Linked DNA regions of Homo sapiens: region 2 is linked to region 1. The links are chromatin contacts, found by Hi-C or POLR2A ChIA-PET in ENCODE. All regions are on one chromosome and are shown on one strand. The core of a region is the stretch at or near the end of the contact, and the rest is flanking DNA. Distances in the headings are between cores, read along the strand shown.

Evidence for each region. A loop is a pair of places that touch in the nucleus more often than their neighbours do. ChIA-PET counts read pairs that join two places held with the same protein, here RNA polymerase II (POLR2A). Pooled maps may share reads with other maps.
Region 2: a map with no recorded cell type shows a loop between it and region 1 (5-fold over the local background). The contact joins the enhancer-like site here to the promoter of LINC01625 in region 1. A Hi-C loop is called at or near these places in 2 of 168 maps with a recorded cell type or tissue (K562 and endothelial cell of hepatic sinusoid), 4 of 37 single-sample maps with no recorded cell type and 4 of 50 pooled maps. POLR2A ChIA-PET finds 5 or more read pairs at or near these places in 5 of 52 experiments (BJ, CD4-positive, alpha-beta T cell, K562 and 2 more).

The regions. Positions count from the first base shown.
Region 1 is chr6:139,473,061-139,475,975 of GRCh38, reverse strand. LINC01625 (long intergenic non-protein coding RNA 1625) reads left to right here and starts at 1,380. Exons shown (of 4, transcript NR_033919.1): 1 at 1,380-1,410. RefSeq lists an enhancer at 2,491-2,915.
Region 2 is chr6:139,435,327-139,438,241 of GRCh38, reverse strand. LOC107986651 (a long non-coding RNA gene) reads right to left here. Exons shown (of 6, transcript XR_001744382.1): 4 at 1,782-1,905. Among named protein-coding and RNA genes, the nearest start is that of LINC01625, 38 kb to the left of the region's middle. Within about 2 kb of position 1,446, at least 3 of the 41 ENCODE cell types and tissues checked have a DNase peak (open chromatin) inside an H3K27ac peak, as active enhancers do.

The sequences.
Region 1 (2,915 bases), core at 131-2,630:
GGCTTATAAATACACTTTATCAAATCCCTCTGTGCAAGTAGTCCCGAGTGCTCCCCCTACCAACCCTGCACCATGAGAGAATGAATAAATGAATATCTAACAGGGCCCACACAATACCCACGAGATAATCGGCATTCTGAAAGTGTCTGAAGATATCATGTATGATAGACACCAAAGAGTGACCCTGTGCATTTCACTCCTGAATTACTGGTTGGCAGAAATGGCTGAGCAACACAAACAGATCTGAGAAGGACAAAACAGATAAATTCAGAAAACAGGTCAGCATGATTAGTAGATGTCAGAAATGATACTTTTCTGTCCCCCACCCCCTTCTGATTTATGCAGGACACTGTTTCTAATTTCCTTTGTTTTTCAACCCCAATATATTCCAGCTCCAGTTATTCACTACAAATGGCCACACTGTTTACTGAAGGCTGGCGTGTCAGTTGTTGAAGGAAGAAGGGACCGAAGTAGTGCCTGTCTCCAGAAGCCCAATTTCTAACCCCTCTGGGGTTCCAGCCTCCTAGCGAGTAGACGAAGACTGCCAAAGGTTGATCTCCAAATTGAGTTTCTCCAAGGCCAGCTTGCAGAGGCCTGGCAATCAGAAGAGGATACTAAAGGAGCATCCTAACGACAGACACACTGAAAATAATTATCCTGATTCACAAACACCCTCAAAGCTATGAGAATGGTCTTATAAGCAAGGTCTGCTTTAATGGAAACATAAGTATTATGCATTGCAGTCTATCGTAAATTGGTTGTAATTTTCTCCTGACACTTTCTGAATTAAACTAGTTAGTATACGAAAAATAATAATAATAATAATAAAATAATAATAATAAATGCCACAAAGCAAAAGCAAACTGGGTGTCTGAAGGTTAATGATTGCTCATGAAAGCCACAGAAATAAATTATCTGCCTAGGGACACTGTCACATGATCAGCACAAAAGCTGCAACAGCCAAAAATGTTTATGTAGAGGAAAAAAACACATCAGCGTCACAGAACCCTTCCCCCCACAGCTAAATTCAAGTCCTGAGCCAGCCAGCTGCTCCTGACTGCTTACATTAAACTAATTTGTGCTGCTACATTGCAGCTGCTTAATTTTTAGTCTGAACTTTATCACCAATAAGTGTTACAATAACAAGCGATATGATGGTATCTCTGAAGAAATATCCATCAACCCCCAAACAATGACAACCTCACAAGAGTACACTGCAGAAAAACAAATTTAAAAAACAACAACAAAAAAAAACAAAAAAAAAACACAAAAAAAGAAAGGAAGAAAGAAAATTACCCCCACACTGCCTCTTTAAAGGGGGGGAGGGGCAAACTTTTAGTGGGAAAGGCTTTAAAATGCTGCTTTGTTCCAAAGGCCATTCTGCAATGATGAAGGGGGATGATTGAAAAGGTTAGTAGCAGGGGAAGAGTTAACAAGTAAGATGTGCTTTTGCTAAGAGGGGGTGATTTGCAAGGTGAGAGCTTTAGAAGGGGGAAGGCAATTTCCTTACAACAATGCAATCGGTACTTTCTGTCTTGCTCACAGTCCTCCAAGACGTTATGCAAACCCAAACTGCAGCCTGGGCGGTAATTTCAGAGTTGCCCCAAACATTATTCTTTGGCCAGCCGGGTACTGGAGCTTACAATATTCCGTGTTGTTCCCCATGTTTTCCTGTGTTATTTTCCTAGCTCAGTGCAAATGCAGAAACTCTTCTTTGGGCAGAAAGAGACACTGACCTGAACTGGTTTAAATTCCTGCCAAATATGCAGGCACTGTTTTTGCTACATTTTGGAATTTGGCTTAGACCATATGTCAGGCATTTATTTGTACTCAGAACTAGAATGGAGACCTAACAACTTCAAAAAATAAAAGCTTTTTTGTTTTTAAAGCATTAAGAATGTCCTGAAAGTTTTCTATTATTAATTAATCTGAATATGATTAATGTTTTTAGTTAAGATATCTCATTACACACTCTCCTGTTTACTGCAGGGGAAATTCAGCTTCACCCTGCTCAGTAATTACAAAAACAATTCCTTTGAAAGCAAGGGAAGAACACCCGTGTCAGCTATTTACAGCATTTAAAAAATTCTGTGGTTTTCAGAATTAAGGTTCAAAGTGAATGTTATTAATGTTGAGTAATAAAGTAGTTTTTCTTGCACAGATATACTAAATGTAAAAAGAAATGTTTACACTGGAATGATTTTCCCAGGGTGGGAATCGGGGCTGGGGAGTTGGAGGTTTGGGCCCACCCTAGGTTTTTCAACTTGACATCTTTACATCTTACGGTTCCAGCCCAGGTCCTAGCAGATTTCTTTTTTCAGAGAGCTGGTAAATCACGCTACGGGACTGACTCAGAGTGCCACGGGGCATGGCCTTGTTTCGTGGGTTTCTGTTGATGATCCTCCACCGTGGCGGGGCAACTGTGTTTGCAAGAGCCCTCCAGGAGAGGATCCCGGGGAGAAGTAGATGGATGAGGAGTCCCTGGAGCCCATCAGGATTTCTCTTCCCCTCCCCCTCTCTGGTGCCAAATGGGTCACTTGCACAGTGCAAAGCTTTCTCTCCACAGAGCTCAGCGTGATACCTCCGTCTGCTGTTGGCAAAGCTTTAAGACTGCTGGGAACTCAGACGAAATCATCCACAGGCTTGGAGGTGTGGCAGGGTGTAACTAGAATGAGTGCAACTTTTTAAACGGCTCCTAACCATAGGCAGGCTGGGAAGGCCCCAAGACGGAAGGGCAGCCGAGGGGAGGGTCGCTGAACAGCAGCTTGATCTTAATGATAGAATTGGCAGCGGTGTTTGGTTGCTCTTGAACAGAGTAAAAGACCTTAATAGGCCAGACGTCCTATTAAAACCTCAATTGTGAAATTAGAAATTAACTTGATGGAATGTGACAGTCTATCTTACCTATCTGTTCT
Region 2 (2,915 bases), core at 197-2,696, 38 kb after region 1:
ACTTGAACCCGGGAGGCAGAGGTTGCAGTGAGCCGGAATCGCATCACTGCACTCCAGCATGGGCGACAGAGCGAGACTCCTTATCAGGAAAAAAAAAAAAAAAAAGGAGAAAGAGAGAGAATAAACTGGAACCCATGAGGACAAATTGGAATTCACGTCTGTCTTTCATCCGCTTCAGCATCAGTGACAAGGAAATCTGCATGGTAAAGCCAACACACTTTACCATGGAGCTGTGCATATATCAGGCTAGAGATTCAGAGAAGCCAAAGGAAGATCCGTGGTTGCTGGAGGAGCTGTGGCCTGGGTGGTCCACAATGTGAACTCATGACCGTCATCAGTTTGCATAATCTGCCACTGCACCTGCAGTTCTACATCCACCTTCAGTGGGTGAAATATGGCTGCTGCTTCACTTTCTCCTTCCAGATCTTGTTCAAATCTTTTTTGTGCCTAAATGTAACCTGGAGCCACAATGAAAGGGATTACGAGAAATGGAGTTTAACTAAGATGACCCAGTACAAAGGTACACAATAGATGTCTCCATTTCTCTCCCCGGAATGAGTTTGTAGAAACAACAGCTATAATCATTCTAAATTCAATTTAATCCTAGGCTTGGCACCAAATCTCAAGGTTCTGGAATTTCCAGAAGACTTGCTTAAGGGTCTCATTCTCATGTCTAAATGTAGGAATGGAGAAGTCAACTAAATAGGAGATCCTTACAGAAACAAGAAGAAATGAAGGATTGGAGTTGGGAACTATTTGAAATTATACTAATGATCATGTCTTCTATTGAATTAAAAGCAACTACCAGTAATGTACTAAGGAGTTTTCCAAATTCCTAATCCTCTCTGTTGCCCTCCAAAAAAAAGGAGAGAGACAGAGAGAAAGATAAAAGTAGCAAGCTGCTCTTTGCATGAAGAAGTCATTCATGTATTCATCGACAAGAAGCAGCAGCCAAGCATTTACAGAGTACCTATCCAGCTACTCGGGCAGGCTGGGCACTGTGCTAATATAGCGTCCTACATGGGGACTGTCTTACAGAAGATTGGAAAAAGGATAAGAATCCATTTTTAGCATATTTGAACAGAAAGTTGCTATGCAACAGCCTCACACCTAAGCAAAATGCTGGCTGCTGGCCTTCAGCCTGGGCATGGCCCAGGGCAGGTGGAGGCAACTGACACCAAGGACATTCTCTCAGAGACAAGACAGCCCCTGGAAGCCCCACTAGCAGATCTACCTGGGATCCTTAGATTAAAAATTATGTGCAAATAGCTATCAAAATGTCAGAGAACACTCAACTAAAAGCATGATCATGATCGTCATCATCATCATCATCGTCATGACTCCTGCTACCCACACAATCTGCAAATAGCAAGACTTTTGTCCTTCTACACAGACGTGGAGTCCAGCCAAATACCTCTGTGGCCTGAGGCATCTGCAGATCTGGACCCAGTCAACAGAGGTTGAGTGATTGGATGTGGGCCAGAAAATTCCTTACTTTTATTTCTTCCACTTGGTGGAATAAGAACACAGTGTTGTCTTGGTAAAACCCGCTCCTGTGCTTCTTCCCTTTGCAAAAGGCAGGCTGGACATCATTACTTTGAAAACATGACATTTTTTGCATTGGTGAGTTGGGTTGGGTTTTGTTTTGCTGTTGTTGTTTCCTGTATAATGATTATTCACATACACCTGACTAATCACTTGTCACATTAAAAGTCAAAGGCCTCCCATCAGGAATTTAGAGGATTTATTTTCCCCACCATGGAGTTCTCATCAGGACTGACCTGTTAGAACCAGTTTGATGGCCACAGCTGCTTGCATCCCCATGACTGCCGCACAGTCCCTTTAATCACTTCTCAGAGTCCAGGGAGGTCCCTGGGAAGGCTGATTCCACTGCGGGATATTTATCTGAAGTAAATTCAGAAAATGGTGTCATCTCTTGCCATGTGGATGCAGAATATCATAATAATATCATTCCTATTCGTTCCAGTAAGGTTCATTTGACTGTATCTGCTTTTATTTTAAAATAGAAATCTTGCCCTGCTGTGGATCACACATTTTCCCACCCAAGTTAATTGGTAATGCCAAAAATGTACCTTATAATGGATTTTTACTAGGCATTAAAAATATATAATTGGCCAGGCACAGTGGCTCACTCCTGTAATCTCAGCACTTTGGAAGGCAGAGGCGGGAGGATCGTTTGAGCCAGGGAGTTCGAGACCAGCATGGGCAACATGAGACCCTGTCTCTATTTTATAAATAAAAAATAATAACAAAATTTTAAAATACATAATCAAGTAAGAGCAGCTATATTGAAACATTCATATAAACTCTAGTCAATACATTTGGTTTCTCAGCTATTCCTCCACAGTGAAATATTTGGTATTAAATAAGTGTATGTTAAGTGGTAATAAATCTTCAACTTCAGTCATTTCAATATTTTGCTAACCTCCAAGCAATTGACTTTTAAATTCATCTAATTTTTATTATTATGATAATACATAAAATCATGTTCATCAATACAAAATAGATCCATTTAGCTCATCAGTATTTTATATATTCATAAATTTTATAAAATATGAGGAAATTTTCATGGTATTTTCTGATGTGCCTTGTTAGAGAATAAAATTTATGCTTTTGAAAAATTATATTTGGTTACTAGTCTTTCCCTCTAGTCTTATAATTTTCTGACAAAAAATACACCCTCTACAATAAAACATAAATATTCAGAATTTGAAAACACATGACAATGATGAATTGGTCACATTTACATTTATTAACTATAACAAAAATGTAATATCTACCATCAGTAAGAACTTGCTATATGCCAGGTGCTGTGCTAAACACATTATGTGGGTTACCTCCCTTAATCCTTATAAAACTTCTGTGTGTGAGTACTGAGTACTATAAGTATTAGA